2 separate regions of the Homo sapiens genome follow, and region 1 is linked to region 2. A link is a loop called in an ENCODE intact Hi-C map of the cell type or tissue named here. Cell type or tissue: endothelial cell of umbilical vein. All regions are shown on one strand. Links, peaks and the distances in the headings refer to the core of each region. The heading gives the core; the rest is flanking DNA. Region 1 overlaps GGCX (gamma-glutamyl carboxylase). Region 2 holds the start of TMEM150A (transmembrane protein 150A).

Region 1 (9,728 bases), core at 1-8,000, 50 kb after region 2:
GCTAACAAGAAATACTGAACTTTTTGCTGTTATAACTTAGTAGCAATATTTCTTCTATGACTTGTATAATCATGTTAGAATTTGCTCATATAATTCTAAAAGGTCTCAGAATAACCAGGGAGGATATGGGAGATGTGCCCAGGATAGATAGGATTATCGTGTATAAAAGGAAGGATGGAGATGTAGCTGCATTAAGCAGCTCCCCCCTCAATGTTTACCTCCCTCGGTGTAGGTCTGTGGACGGTCTGCTGAATGCCCATAGGAGGAATGCCCACGTGCCCCTTTGGAACTATGCAGTGCTCCGTGGCCAGGTACAGCATTTTAGGACAGAGGGAGGAGCTCCTTGACAGCCATGTGGTCAGCATGGCCATCCCACTGCCAGACTACACTCTCCGCTGCCTCCCTGGATCTTCTGTTTTTAGTTTTTACCCTTTGCTGGAAAGCTAGGCTGGCTTCTCATTTTTTCCAATCCCTTAATCTCTGAATTATCTTATTTGTCAAGGAAAGACTAGAGCTTTGTCCCTGCTAGATTGGAATCCTCATGACAAAGAGAAAGGATTCAGTCTGTGCTTTATGACTTCTTCCTTGGTGCCTGATACTGTCGCTGACATTGGTTGGATGTCAATAAATGCTGTTTGGATGAGGCGAATTTCTGAGATGAATGAATAGAAGATGGGGTCTATTCTTCCTTGGGCCCTGGACTCAGATCAGTATTTATTTTATTCATTTAAAAAATATATATAAGTAGATTATTTGGGTCAAGGACTGTAATATTTGGGTCAAGGACTGTAACTCAGGAGCATGGATTCAAGTTGTCCTAACTATATGCTCCTTATTTTATTCTTGCCTATCTGTAGAAAAGATTCTTTTTGCTTGAACTTTGTGTCACATTTTATTTTCAGATCTTCATTGTGTACTTCATTGCGGGTGTGAAAAAGCTGGATGCAGACTGGGTTGAAGGCTATTCCATGGAATATTTGTCCCGGCACTGGCTCTTCAGTCCCTTCAAGTGAGTGGCAGTCATGGTGGAGGCCTCTTTGAGGCATGGGTACAGAGCAGGTGACTCATCTCTCTCAGTAATGGCACCTGTTCCTACTTTGCCTGAATTTGCCACATGCCTTCCTTTGTCCACTCATTTCCCTATTCAGCAGAAGCAGAGTCAGTGGTATCAAAAGATTGAGCCCTAGCTGCTCTTGGGAGATATATGGTATAGATAGGCAAGAAAGGAAAAGAAATTTAAAAAGGAAAGGAAAGAGCCGGAACTGGCTGACTTGGTGAGTGAGCCAGTGCCCTCAGCAGCTGCCTTGGATGGTGCCTGTGTCCTTGCCTTGCCACTCTAGCCTCCCATCAGAGCCCTGCAGCTGATGTACTGAGAAGATGGGCACTCACTGTTCAGGCTCTGACAAAACCATTATTATCACTTCCACAAAACAAAGGGTCACCTTTCTGATTTGTCTTCTTCCCATTTCTTCTTTCCTCTTGTTTTACTTTATTCTCTTTCTTCTTCCCTGTTATTTTCCAGTTCCTGAAGTTTGACTTCATTATGATGTTAGCCAAGCATTCACCTTTTAAAGTGTCCTCTCACTCATGACCTCCGTGGGGAACGTCCCTTCCACAACACACACACATCTCAGTCAAATTTTGTCCTAGGAGATCTGCCCTTGCTTATTACATAGGATATGTTAGAAAACATTGAACACCTAAAGTGTGTGAAAATGTAGAGGGGGCTGGGCATGGTGGCTCATGCCTGTAATCCCGGCACTTTGGGATGCTGGGGTGGGAGGATTGCTTGAGCCCAGGAGTTCAAGACCAGCCTGAGCAATATAAGACACTGTCTCTACAAAAAAATTTTTTAAAAAAACAGCTAGGCGTGGTGGCACGTGCCTGTGGTTCCAGCTACTTCGGAGGCTGAGACAGGAGGATTGCTTGAGCCCAGGAGTTTGAGGCTACAGTGCACCATGATCATGCCATTGCCTTCCAGCCTAGGCGACAGAGTGAAACTTCGTTTCAACAACAACAACAACAACAACAACAACAAACAACCTAGAGGAGTGTCTTCATGGGTGGATTATGTACCTTAGGCATCTACCCAGCCACTGGAGTAGCCAAGGCACATTCGTGCTGTGAATGTGCTTTGATGTGTTCTCCAGTGGGCTGGTGCTTGAACTTTCTCCATGTGTTTGCAGACTGCTGTTGTCTGAGGAGCTGACTAGCCTGCTGGTCGTGCACTGGGGTGGGCTGCTGCTTGACCTCTCAGCTGGTTTCCTGCTCTTTTTTGATGTCTCAAGATCCATTGGCCTGTTCTTTGTGTCCTACTTCCACTGCATGAATTCCCAGCTTTTCAGCATTGGTCAGTACCTGTAGCCTGGGAGGAAACAGGAACCACAGTTTTGCAGGAAGGGACTAGCCAGAGGCATTGTTTGGGAGTGGGAGAGGGTGGTGTGAGCAGGAGCTAAATTGAACCCAGGGCAGTCACTATGAAGTAGGCATAAATGGGGATAAGAGGACTGGGGCTTCTGGGCTCAGTTAGTATGTTGTACAGTAGGGAATCTCCAGGAAGAACAAATATCTTACAGTTAAGAACTACTTTGTGGCCGGGCTTGGTGGCTCAGGTTTGTAATCCTAGCACTTTGGGAGGCCGAGGTGGGTGGATCACCTGAGGTCAGGAGTTCGAGACCGGCCTGACCAACATGGTGAAACCCCGTCTCTACTAAAAATACAAAAACTTAGCTGAGCATGGTGGCGCATGCCTGTAATTCCAGCTACTTGGGAGGCTGAGGCAAGAGAATCGCTTGAACCCAGGAGGCAGAGGTTGCAGTGAGCTGAGATCACGCCACTGCACTCCAGCCTGGGCGACAGAGAAAGACTGTCTCAAAAAAAAAAGAAGAACTACTTTCCTTTTCAGTGGAACACCTGGGAGAAGTCTCCTAAGGGAACGGGGTTGAAGAGGCCCAGCCAAACTCCTGAAATATGTATTTTCTCCCTGCTTTCCTAGGTATGTTCTCCTACGTCATGCTGGCCAGCAGCCCTCTCTTCTGCTCCCCTGAGTGGCCTCGGAAGCTGGTGTCCTACTGCCCCCGAAGGTTGCAACAACTGTTGCCCCTCAAGGCAGCCCCTCAGCCCAGTGTTTCCTGTGTGTATAAGAGGAGCCGGGGCAAAAGTGGCCAGAAGCCAGGGCTGCGCCATCAGCTGGGAGCTGCCTTCACCCTGCTCTACCTCCTGGAGCAGCTATTCCTGCCCTATTCTCATTTTCTCACCCAGGTTTGTAGGGGCTGTGGAGTGTACAGCAAAGGCTGGACTTAGAAAGGAACGGATGACAATAGTTGGGAAAGAATGGGGCTGGTTTTGCAGCCCCTTCTTGGTAGGGGATGGGGTCAGTGTGAGAAGCATTGAGCTGATTCCCCTCTGTGCTGCCTTCCCAGGGCTATAACAACTGGACAAATGGGCTGTATGGCTATTCCTGGGACATGATGGTGCACTCCCGCTCCCACCAGCACGTGAAGATCACCTACCGTGATGGCCGCACTGGCGAACTGGGCTACCTTAACCCTGGGGTGAGATGTCTGATGCTGACAATTTACTGTTCTTCAGAGCCCCCTTGTGCTTTGGGGTCTGGTTTTGTCTTACACACACCATAAAGCAAAACAAATTTGAGTCTGCTTTGCCTTTTCTCAAGAGCCAGATTGAACTATCTTTTATGTGGGTTGAGATAGGGCAATGCATTCATTTCCTTGAACTGAGATTAGATTCAGGAAAAGTAAGCACCACTAGCCCAACAATGAAAAATTCATTCCCAAAGGCAAGTTCCATTTTTTTCTAGCCAGAATGGGCAGCAGGCAGGGATCTCGTTGTGCCATTGGCAGTGCATGACATGTCTTGGAAGTTGATAATGATGAGGTGGGACTAATATGGGGGTTTGGGGCAGGTATTTACACAGAGTCGGCGATGGAAGGATCATGCAGACATGCTGAAGCAATATGCCACTTGCCTGAGCCGCCTGCTTCCCAAGTATAATGTCACTGAGCCCCAGATCTACTTTGATATTTGGGTCTCCATCAATGACCGCTTCCAGCAGAGGTGGGCAAGGGGAGCAGAGAGTGGGAAAAAATGAAGCACAGTTCTTTTTACCAAGATGAACAGCCCTTGCTTCCTGGTATTGTCTTGCTTAAAAAGCTGTCCTTCCTCTAGTGCATGTCCCCCTTGATCTGGTTGTGGGCATAGCTGGTTGCTTCCAGCAGGGGGCACCATCATCCAGGAGAAAAGTGAGTTGACTTGTTCTTTTAGACACTGTTGACATAATACCTTCTCAGGTAGCTACTAACCCCCATTATACCCAGTGCTCCAGATCTCTTCTGCCTTCTTTCTCTGCCCTGGACTGGCAATAACATGCTGACACAGGCCATTTCTTCTTCTATTCCCTGTCCTTAGGAATGATGATGAAAGGGAGAGAACTGGAAGTTCTGGTGGGTGGGTGGCTGTGATGTCCTTAGAACATGGTTTTCTTTCCTAAGGATTTTTGACCCTCGTGTGGACATCGTGCAGGCCGCTTGGTCACCCTTTCAGCGCACATCCTGGGTGCAACCACTCTTGATGGACCTGTCTCCCTGGAGGGCCAAGTTACAGGAAATCAAGAGCAGCCTAGACAACCACACTGAGGTGGTCTTCATTGCAGATTTCCCTGGTATGGAGGAAAGTGAGGAGAGGCTTTTCTGTCTTTCCTTCTGGCTTCCTTGGCCAGGGACATTCCATGTGGTGGGAGGGGAGAGGGAATGTTTTTGAAACCTAAGGGGATGATGGTGGTAAAGGTGTGATGTCTCTGTTCTGGCTGGGAGTGAGTTCACTCTGCCATGGGGTGGGATGATGAACTCTGTTGGTCTGGCAGGACTGCACTTGGAGAATTTTGTGAGTGAAGACCTGGGCAACACTAGCATCCAGCTGCTGCAGGGGGAAGTGACTGTGGAGCTTGTGGCAGAACAGAAGAACCAGACTCTTCGAGAGGGAGAAAAAATGCAGGTATTTTGCTGGGATTAACAACAGCAGAAAGAACTGAGTGCAGTAGCTCACACCAGTAATCCCAGCTTCTTAGGAGGCTGAGGTGGGAAGCCAGGAATTCACAGTGAGCCTGAGCAACAGAGTGAGACCCCATCTCTAACAATTTAAAAAACAATGGCAGAAAGCTTAGATGAGCAAGATTCACTTATTATAGACTGAAAATATTTTACCATAGCAGTAATGCAGTGGAGCTCAAAAAACAAGGGCCCCTGGGACTGTGAAGAGCCTCATCCAGGATTCTAGAGGTCCGTTACTTTCGATTCCAAAACACAATTGAGTAGAAAGAAGCCAAGAGTCATAGAGTAGGGAGGCCATAAGCTGGCTAGAGAAAAGCTGATGAAATTTATCCATTTCTTCTCCCTTGTCAGTTGCCTGCTGGTGAGTACCATAAGGTGTATACGACATCACCTAGCCCTTCTTGCTACATGTACGTCTATGTCAACACTACAGAGCTTGCACTGGAGCAAGACCTGGCATATCTGCAAGAATTAAAGGAAAAGGTGGAGAATGGAAGTGGTGAGTGTATGAACATTTGGGCTGAGATAGCCTCTGGTTTCAAGAAGTCAGGGTTATGAATGATGTTCTAGCCATTCAAGAATGAACTTGAAGTCTCTAGCTGGCAGAAGAGGAGTTCTAAGGGGAGAGAGTGATCCATCTCAGTGATTCCTCTTTTTTCTGTCTTCCGGGCAGAAACAGGGCCTCTACCCCCAGAGCTGCAGCCTCTGTTGGAAGGGGAAGTAAAAGGGGGCCCTGAGCCAACACCTCTGGTTCAGACCTTTCTTAGACGCCAACAAAGGCTCCAGGAGATTGAACGCCGGCGAAATACTCCTTTCCATGAGCGATTCTTCCGCTTCTTGTTGCGAAAGCTCTATGTCTTTCGCCGCAGGTAAGTTCACAACAATATTTGTCATTGCCATCATATGTTGGCAAGCTTGGTAACTTTCCCCTGGGGAGAGTAACTCTAGAGACTGTCATACAGGAAAGGACAGTTTAGCTCTAGGTATCTTTTCCTGCCATTCTTCTTGATTTACTGGAAGAATAAGTGGCCTATATCTGATGGCCTGCTTTCTTGTTCTGCCTCAGCTTATCTCCAGCCTCTCTGTGGGCTGTTCCTACCCTATCCTGGAATCCTCTACCAGACTGTATAAAGAGTGGTGTACCCTTCCAGCTGGGAGATGGAGGGTCACTTGGGGGGAGATTCCCATATATGCCTGTGTGGGAGGAGTGAGGACCAGGTGCCTTCTAAGGGCTTTAGCTGAAATTCTTCTGGTGAAACAGGAGTTTGAACTTGGTCGGCTTTTTCCTGTTTTTCAGCTTCCTGATGACTTGTATCTCACTTCGAAATCTGATATTAGGCCGTCCTTCCCTGGAGCAGCTGGCCCAGGAGGTGACTTATGCAAACTTGAGACCCTTTGAGGCAGTTGGAGAACTGAATCCCTCAAACACGGATTCTTCACATTCTAATCCTCCTGAGTCAAATCCTGATCCTGTCCACTCAGAGTTCTGAAGGGGGCCAGATGTTGGGTGCAGATGTAGAAGCAGCCAGTCACAGACCCATTCTATGCAATGGACATTTATTTGAAAAAAATTCTCAAAAGTTTTTTTTTTTTTTTTGGGGGGGCGGGGTTCTAAAGCTGTTTTTAACTCCGAGATTACAACTTAGAGGAACCAAGGAAATAAAGCAAATAAGATTTAACAACCCAAGATTAAGAGGCCAGGAAGAGGTTAGACGCAATGTGAAACTGTCCTCCTAGGATAAGGTTTAAAGTGGCTTTTTGGGGGCTGGGTGCCGTGGCTCACGCCTGTAATCCCAGCATTTTGGGAGGCTGAGGTGGGCAGATCACTTGAGGCCAGGAGTTCGAGACCAGCCTGGCCAACATGGCAAAACCCCTTCTCTACTAAAAATACAAAAATTAGCCAGACGTGGTGGTGGGTGCCTGTAATCCAACTACCCAGGAGGCTGAGGCATGAGAATCGCTTGGGCCCAGGAGGTGGAGGTTGCAGTGAGCCGAGATCGAGCCACTGCACTCCTGGGCAACAGAGCAAGACTTCGTCTCAAAATAAATAAATAAAGTGGCTCTTGGGGAAAAGCAATTTAATGTACCACGATGAATAGCTAACTGTTCCCAAGTGTTTGCTATGTGCAACACACCGCGTGAGCAGTGTTACCTGCATTATTACATTAGGCTGAGAGGTAAAATAATTTGCCCGAAGACATACAGCTAGTGACGAATGGACTGATGGTTTGAACTTAACGTCTATTTGACTTAAGGTCCTGCACCCTGCCACTTGTAATTTTCAGAATCACTGATAATCTGAAATAATGCAGCTTAAAACATGTTTTCTTAATTAAAAGTATAATTGGATGGTGGTCAGGTTGTAAATGCACACAAAGTAATTTATCTTCATTGCAATTTTGGTTCCTTCTTTGTTCCTATTATCTATATACACCCAGTGTTTCACTAGCAGTTATGAGAGCAGTCAGAATAGCAGCATCAAAGTTAAATAAGGAAATCTAGATGATTGCTAGATTTTCTCTAAAAATAAGCTTAGTATTTGGTATTATTCTAGCCTTTGGTGAGCAGAAGGGGAGGTAAAGTAAGAATTAACTAAATTTAGTAAGGGATTAGGGAATGCTTAGACATTTTGTAGGTTGGGGTATACAAGGGTAACTCAGGAAGCTCCTCAGTTCAGTGAAAATTCAAAGGGTTGGCACTGAGCTAGGAAGCGAGAATGCAGGGTTATGAAAAAGGATCCCTGCTTTGGGAGCTCATGGACTTGTAGCAGAGACCGGTAGTAAATTGGCAGTCTCAGTAACTTCTGTAAATGATTGCATCTCTTTGCAGGCTTCTCTTCCCATACTCTCCCCCACTCCTCCTTGGACAGTGTTCCGGGGGTTCTTTCCTAAGCAACTGCTTTTTCAGTATACATACTTCAGATGATTGTGTCTACTCCAGGATTTCCAACGATGCTAGGTTTCTTTCCTGTGCCCTAGACGTATAGGTCTAAGTTCCACCTGGATATCCCACAGGGCTATCAAGCTCAGTTCATCCTAAACAGAACTTACATTCATCCCCAACTCAGACTTCCTTATTCTTTATTATTGAATGGCAGCTCTGTACCTTAGCCAAGCTGTTATCTCTAGGTCATCAGCCTTGACTCTTCCTTTTTCCTTGCATTTCTTAAAATTGCCAAGTCCCATCAATTTTACCTCCTGGATACCTCTTGAATCTATTTTTTTTTAAAGACAGGGTTTCACTCTATCACCCAGGCTGGAGTTCAGTGGCACAATCTTGGCTTACTGCAGCCACCACCTCCTGGGTTTAAACGATTCTTCCACTTCAGCCTCCCATGTAGCTGGGACTACAGGTGCCCACCACCACGCCCAACTAATTTTTGTATTTTTAGTAGAGACATGGTTTCCCACATTGGCCAGGCTGGTCTCAAACTCATGACCTTAAGTATCCACCTGCCTTGGCCTCCCAAAGGGCTGGGATTACAGGTGTGAGCCACCGTGCCCAGCCAAATCTGTTTTCATTACTACCTATATCTGTATTTTCAACCTTTGTATTAGCATCTAGTTAGGGATAGACCAGGACAGGGCCGACATGTTAGTTGTCAAGCAGATTGCCACCCTCCCCCACCACTGAGGAGGCCAAATGGAGTTTGGTGGAAAATCTCTAATTCATTCAAGGTATTATATGGGCAAGCAATGGCTGTGGCACAGGGTCCCCTGATTACTTTGTAAGAATGGGTGGGAGGGATGCTGATTTTCAATCCTTTTGCAGATCTTCTCTCATAGTAACACAATAGAAGATACTTTGCCACTATGTTGTTTGCCAAACTCACTGTACCTACTTGACTGGTAACAAAAGTCCCAAGAGTTACTTGGGAGAAGACACTTGAAAAAGTATTTTTCTAAATATGGGCAAGGATGCTGCCCTTCCCCAAACTGTTAGTATACCACCTCTCTGACCAATTTTCCCAAGGAAGATATTGGGGTAGGGTGAGGTGTAAAGAAAAAGTGGTCATGTAAATACTGGTAATAAAAGCTGTTCAGTGGGGTAGAGTTGGGTTGCAACTGTAGCCATTCTAAAAATGGGCTATCAATGTCCTTTTAGCCAAAAGACTTTAGTATACATCCTCCTCATTCTACCCTCAGGATTTGGATCTTTGCCCCTGATGGGTATCCATCCCCTTTGAAACTTTAGAAAGGCAGGTTATATACAGAATGTTCAACCTAAAGACATTTCCTTAAGTCATACTTTCATGCTTTCTAAACTATAATCACCCTTATCATCCCCTGCTGTTATGCTTTCCCTCTGCTCCCTGTGGCCTAATGTTCCTCCACCACCTTATTAACCTTCAGGATACTTTTCCCCTAGGCTGGGCAGGACAACACTATCCCCTTGGTCCACAAGCTCCCTCAAGGTTGGGGAATCTTTGTTTACTTAGCAAATACTGAACATAACCTTAAAGCGGTTACTTTTGAAAACTTCTCATGCTATTCTACCAACTTGGAGGCACCTATCCATGCTCATTCCCCTAATGTAGCCAATATGGTTATCTGCAATGTATTGGCATCTAAAAACTCCCTTATGAAACTGCCAGACTTGTTCTGGAACATTTCAATTACATGCAAAATTCAGGTTCTCAAGTTGGAACAAGTCTAATTG
Region 2 (9,767 bases), core at 790-8,789:
GTTCTCCTTTGAAAGGAGAAAGTCTTTGTCCTCTACTTAGGCAGCTGGGCTAGAAGTGCCTTTTGACTTCTAATGTTAACTACCCTCCAAAGCCTCCTGGGTCAAGAAGGCTCTCCCAAACTCCACCCCTGTTCTTCCTGGTCAGAGAACCAGTCAGTCATTCTAGTCTTCTAGTCCTTAAACTGATCTGATGACTTGGAACATAGGATTTCACTGCAAGTCTGGCTTTTTAGTCTGGAAATACATTTGAGGTCTGTTTTCGCACAGCTGGATCACCTGTTTCCTGGTTTTATTACACAATTCAGAAGGCTAGAAGAGGAGTTTGGGGGCTTGGCACCTGAAAATTTAGACCGCATTCTTATTAAGTAAAGGAAGAGGTAGGGAGGCCGAGGCGGGCGGATCATGAAATCAGGAGATCCAGACCGTCCTGGCTAACACAGAAACCCCGTCTCTACTAAAAATACAAAAAATTAGCTGGGCATGGTGACATGTGCCTGTAGTCCATCCCAGCTACTCGGGAGGCCGAGGCAAGAGAATCACCTAAACCTGGAAGGCGGAGGTTGCAGTGAGCCGAGATCACACCACTGCACTTCAGGCTGGGCAGCAGAGCGAGACTCCATCTCAAAAAAAAAAAAAAAAGGAAGAGGTAAAAGGCAAGGCAGCATTTAATAAGTACCTGTTGTATCCTTTTAAGTGTTTGTTGTGGTAATCCTCACAAAGACCGGGACTGATGGAAACTCCTTGCTATTAAACTTTTTTTCTTGAGGAATTTTGCTTTTCAAGTGCATATACACTATTAATATTTTTTACCCAAGAGAGCATTCTAAGCTAATTTATGCAGTGTGACTGTATTAAGCATTAAGCTTCCTTCAGAGCTGGCCTATCGGAGATGCTACTGCCCTCTCTACAGATGTGTCTGAAATGCCTGCCCAAGGATGGCCCTTAGCCAGTTAACAGCTTTATAGCCCATCCTCATTGCTTACTGCCACCCCTCAGCTGGGGTCCAAGGCAGTACTATTCAGTTTATTCACCAGACCTGCCTCCAGACATCTACTTCTTTCAAAAATTAGTGTTTTCCATCAAGGAGCATGTTCCAGAGCATTTCCCAGAGATGTCCCAAAGAACACTGTCCGGTGCTGTGGCGTACAGTGGCAACAGCATTAGACTAAGTGGAACATCCCAGCAGGCTGCTTTAGAATCCGCTCATTTGACTAGATACGATGTAATTGGCTGTCTTTAAAAAACGCGCACACACACACAATCTGATAGGCATATCTCATGCCCATTCAATATGGAATGTTCTTCGCTTGCTGAATTTAAGCCTGTATTTTAAGGTTTTGTGGTTCCTCGGCCACAATGGGTGATGTCACTGATAGAACGAAGCTGAGTTTCCAAGGGTTTGGGGCTGTGCAAGAGTAAACACTAGAGCTTGAGTTGTTATCCAGCTGGCAAGCACGGAAGTCTTTGAAGAATGTAATGTAAAAAGGGAAAAGAATGTAAAGCTTTTTGTACCAAATGAGAGTTGGAGCCCAGCCAACAAATGCTTTTCCCTGTGTAAAAGTCTCTCTGGAAGGGACATTCCATCTCCATGGTGCACTCTGAGGGGCACTGTCAACTAGAGATTGGCCCCATCCAGGTGGGAGGAACCCCTTTGGGATGGTGAGTATCCAATCTGCTGTGCATTTGACAGGATCTCTGAATGGCTAGGTAATGGATCCCAAGCAGGCTCACAAATTTAAATGAGGGCTTTGTGTGCAGAAAGAGGAATAAGTACAGATTATTTTCCTACCACTAGATTTTTGGGGAGAGTCACCATGGAATGTTGACAATTACTTAAAATATTTTAAGCTCCCTTGCTGAATTCCTGTCCTGTCCCTGAGGAATCAGATGGTCATACAGCCATAGGCACCCACCCGAAATTTCCCTAGGAGTTGGAGTAATGCTAGAATTGAAGACCTTCTGAGTAAAGGGCTTCTCTGCCTTCTCAGAGGCAGGAGAATTTGCACTGGTTGTGTTAAATGTATAAAAAGCTATATGTTCACCAGTTTACTCATTTCCAATGTGTAGATGAATAAAATGTAGTGTACAAATTATTTGAAAATCCCAGAAGGAAGGTACTTTTCAAATACAGTATTTTTTTTAACAAATAAACTTACGATTTTTACAGCACTGTTTTTGCCAAGAGTTGTGAAATAACTTGTGTACTTGGGGAAGTGGAGGTTAAATACCTGCCCTAAAGTCATTCCACCACCGAGTCAGCACTGGAAATCTCATCTCTTGCTTTGCCACACTATTTTAAGAGCTGTCCCTGTTGGAACATAACAACTAGACAGACTCATGTAGCATTAGAGTTGGAAGGTCTTTTTAAAGACATCTGGTCCTACTTCTTACATGATACACAATTCCCCCTACCAACTACCTATGAAGAGCCCTTCTGTCATACGGAGCTCCATCCTGGGATAATTCTATTTTAGGAACTATTAGATTGTCATACTAAGCCAAAAGCTGCCTCATGTCCCGGATCTGGACTACTATGCCTTGCCCCCACATCATGTTAGAACTTGAGTAGTCCTCTCAGGCCTTCATCTTGATTGGATAGGGACTCAAACCCAGCTCAAGAAGATATAGTGTTAAGAATTGCAAAGCTTCCAATTAGGGTTCACAGCCCCATTGGGCAGATAAGGTGCCTACGCAGTGGGAATGCAGTTGGGCAGGAAGATGGTTCCTGTCAATTAGCAAGGAAGCACACCCTTGTCCTGAGGCACAAAGCATAGCCAGCGGCAGGTGAGCTGGATTTTATCCCCCACTGGTTTATTCAGCCAGGTGTGCTTGTACAGTGATCACTACACAGCCATACTTCTTGGCCCTGTTTTAACTACTTGTCCTAATGTGTTTAAGGACAGGGCTCTCCCGCTGGGCACGGTGGTTCACATCTGTAATCCCAGCACTTTGAGAGGCCAAGGCGAGCGGATCACCTGAGGTCAGGAGTTCAAGAGCAGCCTGACCAACATGGTGAAACCCCGTCTCTACTAAAAATATAAAAAAATTAGCTGGGCATGGTGGCAGGCACCTGTAATCCCAGCTACTCGGGAGGCTGAGGCACAAGAATCACTTGAACACAGGAGGCAGAGGTAACAGTGAGCCGAGATTGCACCATTGCATTCCAGCCTGGGCAACAAGTGAAACTCTGTCTCAAAAGAAAAAGGGCTCTCCAACAGGTTTTCTGCTTCCATTTCTGCTTTCCACTGGGTCCAAGAAGGTTTCTCCCTCTTCAAGTCATTGTGCAGTTTATTCTGCTCTACTTCTCTAAAGCACAGGACCCTGTTGTTTCACATAGCCTTTGCCTCACCAGTGTTGCCAAACTTCAGCTCCCCACGCTGGGCAACCTGCGCCTGTGCACCATTCAGGTGATGATCTGTCATCTCACAAGGGCTCCAACAGATGCTGGGACCGCCTTTGAGACAGAATGCCAGGCACACTTCTGATATGTGAAAGTATTTCCACCCTTGCAATAATTTAAGAAACATCCGGGCCAGGCGCAGTGGCCCACGCCTGTAATCCCAGCACTTTGGGAGGCCGAGGCGGGCGGATCACGAGGTCAGGAGATCGAGACCATCCTGGCTAACATGGTGAAACCCCGTCTCTACTAAAAATACAAAAAAATTAGCCGGGTGAGGTGGCGGGCGCCTGTAGTTCCCAGCTACTCGGGAGGCTGAGGCAGGAGAATGGCGTGAACCCGTGAGGCGGAGCTTACAGTGAGCCGAGATCGCGCCACTGCACTCCAGCCTGGGCGACAGAGCGAGACTCCGTCTCAAAAAAAAAAAAAAGAAAAAGAAAAAGTAAAAAAAAAAGAAACATCCAGGAATGCACTCATAGCCTGTAAGTTTTTGGTGAAGCTGGTCAGTAATTTTTCCCACACTATCCTGTTTCCTTTTCCCAGATTCCTCCGGGTCTCTCACCTTCCCCTCTTTGCTTACCAACACTGGCCATGTTAATCCTTACCTACTCTACACTGACACCTACATGTGTCTATTTAGAATGGATGTCCTCTGGTCTCTGCCGTCTTATTTCAAATAAGTGTTGATCAGTCGGGAAACACGTCTTGGACACTGATTTCTGGCTAGTACATTGTGTACTTGTATGCAGGAAAGCAAAAAGTATCTAATGAAAGCAGCCCTCCTCCGGAGTTTGCTGAGCCACAGGAACCATAAGCCAAATCCCAGGCGCTTGGATTTCTTAAGAAACAGCCAAGTCTTTGTGTCTGCTTCTCTGGACCCACCGCAGCCCTGGCCAGAGGCAGGCATGGGGCGCCACGTTGAGAGAGCTTCCTAGAGGACTCACCGTTGGCCGGTGCAGGCTGCAAAATGTGCGCAGTGGCGGAGAGACGCTCCTCCAGCCATGTGCACGGCGACAATCCCAGGTAGAGCTGGAATGCAGGCTGCCCCGAGATCCCCACCTGCTGACGCTTCCCCGGCAGGAATCGGTTAAACGGAACCTCTAGTCATCTCGGTTTTAGAGCGGTCTTCACGCCACAGCCCTCCGCGCCCAGGTCCTCCGAAGTTGGGACACCGCCCACGTTTCCCCCGTGACGCGGGCGCGGGGGCTCGGGAGTTGTAGTCTCGGGCAGGGCGCGGGCACCGAGGCCGGGGCTGCGCGGACTCCACGTCCCGGCGGGCGGCGCGGCGAGGCCTGGGGCCTCCAGGGGCGGGGCCGCTCGGCCCTTTAAACCTTTCAGGGCTGCTCCGAGGGCCGCAGCTAGAGTCGGCGCCACGAGGGGGCCGAGCAGGGTGCGGCGGCGGCGGGGCGCTCCGGGGAGGTGCGTACTGGGCTCCTTCCCTTCCTCCGGGCTTCCAGGAATCACCTGGGGACTCTCGCGTCCCGGGTCCTGGGGGGTCGCCGGCCGCAGGGTCCGGCCCCAGCCGGGGTCCCCGCGCCCAGGCGAGCGGGGGCCGGGCCGGGCTGGGCTTTCCGCGTGAACCCGCCCCTCGCCCAGGGCGCCGATGGTCAGGTGGTTGCCTGCGCGCCGCCGACTCGCCACCGCTCCACTGGGCCGGCACCCAGCCTCTCCTTGGCGTGGCCTCTTCGGTTGTCCAGCCCTTCTCCCAGCCCTGGTCCCTCAGAAGGAGGGTAACTCCCTTCCAGATGTTACGGTCCGCCTGCGTCTCTCAGCACGCCGGTGGCATTTGGGTTGACCGCGGAGGCCCCCAGTGCCAGAGGGTGTTCACGTTCTGCCGTGGGCTCAGCCCAAACTTTGGACGCTCAGAGACCCAACGGGAGCGCTGGATAAGGTGTTGACCCCCTTCCCCTCCCCCTTCCCGGCCAGTTACCCACTCCTGGACTTTGATCTCTCTCCACCAGGCCAGGACAGCTGATGGTTGTGGCAGAAACATCTCAAGGTAGCTGGTCCGCCCCCACTTCCCCATCTACCTCTTGTCCTCCCCCCAACACCACCACCACCCTGGCTCCCCTCCCTCATGACCGCCTGGATCCTCCTGCCTGTCAGCCTGTCAGCGTTCTCCATCACTGGCATATGGACTGTGTGAGTAAAGGGGGGTGCCCGGGGGGCAACAGGAGCTTGATGACGCACACAAAGTCTCTTGTCCTGTCATAGCCACGGTGGTACCCAGGGTCACTCTGGGTGTCTCAAAAGCCTGACTTGGTGCCTGGGCACACAGCCCCTTGGGACAAGCTGGCACCACTGCTGTCCAGCAGGGTGGCCCTGACAAATATACTTCTAGCCAGGGCAATTTCCAGAGGGCCTGTAGCTGGGGGCATGCTGCAGGTGCTGGTGTGGCATCAAGCCTTAGGGACCTCAACTTGAGTCCCCAGCAACAATAATGAGGCTGAATGGGGCCAGAAATCAAGGTTGAAGAGAAGGGTCATGGGGTGGGTTGAGTGGGGCTCGGGAAGGCTGCCAGGGTGACAGTTCTGTTCCCACAGGTATGCCATGGCTGTGATGAACCACCATGTATGCCCTGTGGAGAACTGGTATGAAGGACTCTGCAGACAACCTTGCTCTAAAGCTTCCTTCATCTCTGTCCCCTCTTGGGCCTGAGGCTGCCACGAGCCAGACTGCAACCCTGAGCCTCACTGCTCTTCTCTGAAATTGGTCCCCAGGCATGGCTTCTTGCCACCTACCCACTTCCCACTATCCCTTTGCCCCTTTGGTTACTGCTTCAGGCGGGCACTGGGGAGTGGGATCTTCTGTCCCTGTAGGGGAGGTCTGGGAGAGAGTCCTCTTTGAGGCCTGAGGCTATAGGCCAAGGGCCTGGGGGCAGTCCCTTCCCCCAGTCTACTCCCTGTCCTGCCTGCCAGGTCCTACAACGAGTCCTGCCCTCCTGACCCTGCTGAGCAAGGGGGTCCCAAGACCTGCTGCACCCTGGACGATGTCCCCCTCATCAGGTAAGGCCTGGACATTGGGCCGGTCAGGGAGATCTAAGGGCCTCCCAGACAGCCCCTCAAGCAAAGAGCTGTCCTTGGGTCTCAGGAACAATAAGTATCCTAAGAGCCACTTAATAACAACACTACTTGACAGTTACTGTGGGGCAGGCACTCTGCTGAGTGCTTTATATGCATTGTCTCTTTTCATCCTCCCAGGAGTGAGGCAGGTATTGTTTTCACCATTTTATAGGTGAGGAAACAGGCTCAGTCTTCCTCATCCAGGTCACACAGCTAATAAGCGGAGGCACCTGGATTTAAGCTGGAGCCCTCAGATTGCCCAGCCCGTGTTCTGGCTCAAGGATAGCCAAACCAGCCGCAGGGCTCAGCAAAGAGTGTCAGGGTTGCCCGAACACTCCTGGGCACTCCCTTCTCTCTCACACACATGAGCTCTGCTTTGGGGGCCCAGCCTGGAACCAGTTGTTCATGAGGGACCCTGGATCTTCACATAAATCAGTGGCCTGCCTGCTAAGGAGCAGGTGCAGGTAAAGCAGGGGAGAGCCAGTGAGCCAAAATGGGGGCCCCCCGGGCCTCCTGCACCCCTCTTACTCTGTCCTTCCCCCTCCTCGCAGCAAGTGTGGCTCCTATCCCCCAGAAAGCTGCCTCTTCAGCCTCATTGGCAACATGGGTGCTTTCATGGGTGAGTTGTACCCTTAGCCCTGACCCTGCGTGCCCAGCCCAGTGATCCCCACACAGAAAGGCCCAGGAAGCCCTTCTGTGCAGCCCTCCCCACCAAGGGCTAAGGCAATAGAGGCAGCTTCTCCCCTTCCTTGAAGGCCAAAAGCTGACTCCCACACAGCCACCCTGCTGGCTGGAGCCTGAGGAAACCTAGTTCACCACCCGCCTGTCTGTTCCTTTCTGCCCCTCAGAAGGGGCAGGAGCACCACAGCGTCTGGGGGAAGCTGACAGGCTCGCTGGGCAGGGCCAGGGCTGGAGGAAGGCCTCAACTGTGCTCTCCTCCCCCAGTGGCCCTGATCTGCCTCCTGCGCTACGGGCAGCTCCTGGAGCAGAGTCGGCACTCTTGGGTTAACACCACGGCACTCATCACAGGCTGCACCAACGCTGCGGGCCTCTTGGTGGTTGGCAACTTTCAGGTGCTTCCCCTTCTCCCCTGCAAACCTTAAACTTTACCTAACAAGGCCTGGCTGCCTGCAGTGTGGCACCTCAAGGTTGGGGCTGGAAAGAGGGAGAGGAAGGAAGAGGGAGAGAGGAGATTCATTGAAGGAGGGGTGGAGAGGTGGGGCCATGGCCACATCACCAACTGGCCCTTCTCTGGGCCCAGGTGGATCATGCCAGGTCTCTGCACTACGTTGGAGCTGGCGTGGCCTTCCCTGCGGGGCTGCTCTTTGTTTGCCTGCACTGTGCTCTCTCCTACCAAGGGGCCACCGCCCCGCTGGACCTGGCTGTGGCCTATCTGCGAAGTGTGCTGGCTGTCATCGCCTTTATCACCCTGGTCCTCAGTATCCTTTCAGGACGGGGCAGCCAGGAACTCATCCTCTAGCTCAACCTTTCTCCCTCCCAAGAGGATGGGGGGTGGAGGCCTAACACTGCCATGTGGGGGAGAGGACTAACACCTCTCCCTTTGGAGAGGTGAGGCCTGAGACTGCAGAAGGGGTGTTGCCAGGTTTCCGTATGTCCTACTGAACATTTCCTTAGCCTCGTTTTAGGTGGAGTCTTCTTTGTCCATGAGAGTTCTCAGCTGCAACATGGGGCAGCCCTGTGTGAGTGGGTGTGTGTCATCGATATCCTCATTTTCTATGGCACCTTCAGCTACGAGTTTGGGGCAGTCTCCTCAGACACACTGGTGGCTGCACTGCAGCCTACCCCTGGCCGGGCCTGCAAGTCCTCCGGGAGCAGCAGCACCTCCACCCACCTCAACTGTGCCCCCGAGAGCATCGCTATGATCTAAGGTCTGGGGAGGGTGGCTGGCCCGGCCTCCACAGCACCCCACCCCATATCTTCTTTCCATTTATTTCGTACCAAAAACAATTTTGAGAAAGTATTCTGTTGGGATCTGGGCTTCCTCACTTCTGGAGAAGTGGCCATCCCATGCCCACCTGTGCCATGGAGGAGTGGGCCCTGCCAGCTGCCACAGCTGCATGACCTGCTTCCCCACCCCACGGTGTCGTTTTGTTTTTAAAGGTCACCTGTCCTCACTCACCCAGCCAGCCCTTCAGGTGCCTTCTACTCCCAGTGCCAAAGCCAGACCACTGGGGTTTCCTGCTGCAGGAATTGGGGGCTGGGAACAGCAGAGGGGATAGAAGTCTGGTGGAGGTGGAGTGGGCACGCCTTAGCCTACGGAAAGGCCCATTTCTGGGCCCACTGAGCTGCACTGGGATTCTTCACTCTGCCCCTCACTTCCTTTAGGGCAAATAACACAGCAGAACCACGTGGGTATTTTAGTACTTTTTTTTATATTAAAAGAATTCTAATTTGCATGTTTGTAGCCTGTTCTGGAGAGTTGGGGGGCCTGATCTGGGATGGCTTTCCATAAGCCAAGGATGGGAGGAAGCCCTTGCCCCCCAGGAGTGCTGAGTGCACTCTGTTGCCAGAAACAAAGGATGCCAGGTGCCACCCAAATACCCCTTCAAAGGGCTTGAAACCCTTCTGGGCCTCTAAGCAATCTAAAGAACTAACTTGGTCTGATAATCTCACCCATCCCCCACTCAGAGTCTGGTTTGAACTTTGATTCCTTAGGAGGCATGGGGGGAAGGTGGGGGTGGTACAGAGAGCAACTTTAAAATATTAAAAGTGGCTTTCTCAATGGAGCAAAAAGAAAACCTGTGGGATTACAAAGTTAACTAGACATTGCAGTGGGAGGAGGGTGCAGGCTAGTTTATCAGCTTTTTTTTTTTTTTTTTTTGAGACGGAGTTTTGCTCTTGTTGCCCAGGCTAGAGTGCAATGGCATGATCTCAGCTCACTGCAACTTCTGCCTCCCAGGTTCAAGCAATTCTCCTGCCTCAGCCTCCCAAGTAGCTGGGATTACAGGTGCGTGCCACCATGCCCAGCTAATGTTTGTATTTTTAGTAGAAACGGGGTTTCACCATGTTGGTCAGGAAGGTCTCGAACTCCTGACCTCGTGATCCACCTGTCTTGGCCTCCCAAACTGCTGGCATTACAGACATGAGCCACTGCACCCAGCCTAGTTTATCAGCTTTAAGTAATTAACTGGGTACCAGACCCTGACACATTTTGCCTTCCAACCATGAACACATAGGCCCAAGCCCTGGCTATTGCAGTAATCCAGTTCTTTACCACTGCCATGAGTCCAGATGGGCCAGCAGGGAGGAAAACCGCAGCCTGGTGCCTTCTGCGATTTAGGATCACC

What was found. A loop is a pair of places that touch in the nucleus more often than their neighbours do. Peaks named below come from ENCODE experiments on the same cell type or tissue, not always from the same donor. Only the 100,000 strongest peaks of a DNase experiment are listed, where the experiment ranks them.
Region 1: it touches region 2 in a loop (4-fold over the local background); 65 of 110 quality-filtered maps call a loop at or near these places.

The regions. Positions count from the first base shown.
Region 1 is chr2:85,546,765-85,556,492 of GRCh38, reverse strand. GGCX (gamma-glutamyl carboxylase) reads left to right here. Exons shown (of 15, transcript NM_000821.7): 5 at 233-311; 6 at 903-1,009; 7 at 2,187-2,350; 8 at 2,996-3,261; 9 at 3,423-3,554; 10 at 3,926-4,077; 11 at 4,512-4,681; 12 at 4,883-5,013; 13 at 5,421-5,568; 14 at 5,743-5,938; 15 at 6,367-9,728. The coding sequence ends at 6,559. Among named protein-coding and RNA genes, the nearest start is that of GGCX, 9.9 kb to the left of the region's middle. In endothelial cell of umbilical vein, for the core only: a CTCF peak has its summit at 4,222 (motif pointing right); a DNase peak (open chromatin) is centred at 4,252; H3K27ac peaks cover 517 bases.
Region 2 is chr2:85,597,656-85,607,422 of GRCh38, reverse strand. It overlaps TMEM150A (transmembrane protein 150A), which reads left to right and starts at 4,725. Exons shown (of 8, transcript NM_001031738.3): 1 at 4,725-4,816; 2 at 5,359-5,539; 3 at 5,941-5,988; 4 at 6,316-6,402; 5 at 7,011-7,078; 6 at 7,405-7,532; 7 at 7,721-7,898; 8 at 8,106-8,876. The coding sequence starts at 5,475. The coding sequence ends at 8,347. It overlaps C2orf68 (chromosome 2 open reading frame 68), which reads left to right. Exons shown (of 4, transcript NM_001013649.4): 4 at 1-2,169. RNF181 (ring finger protein 181) reads right to left here. Exons shown (of 5, transcript NM_016494.4): 5 at 9,715-9,767. It also overlaps a transcript of USP39 not described here. RefSeq lists silencers at 4,516-5,095, 5,196-5,255. In endothelial cell of umbilical vein, for the core only: a CTCF peak has its summit at 4,766 (motif pointing right); DNase peaks (open chromatin) are centred at 1,422 and 4,642; H3K4me3 peaks cover 1,905 bases; H3K27ac peaks cover 1,918 bases.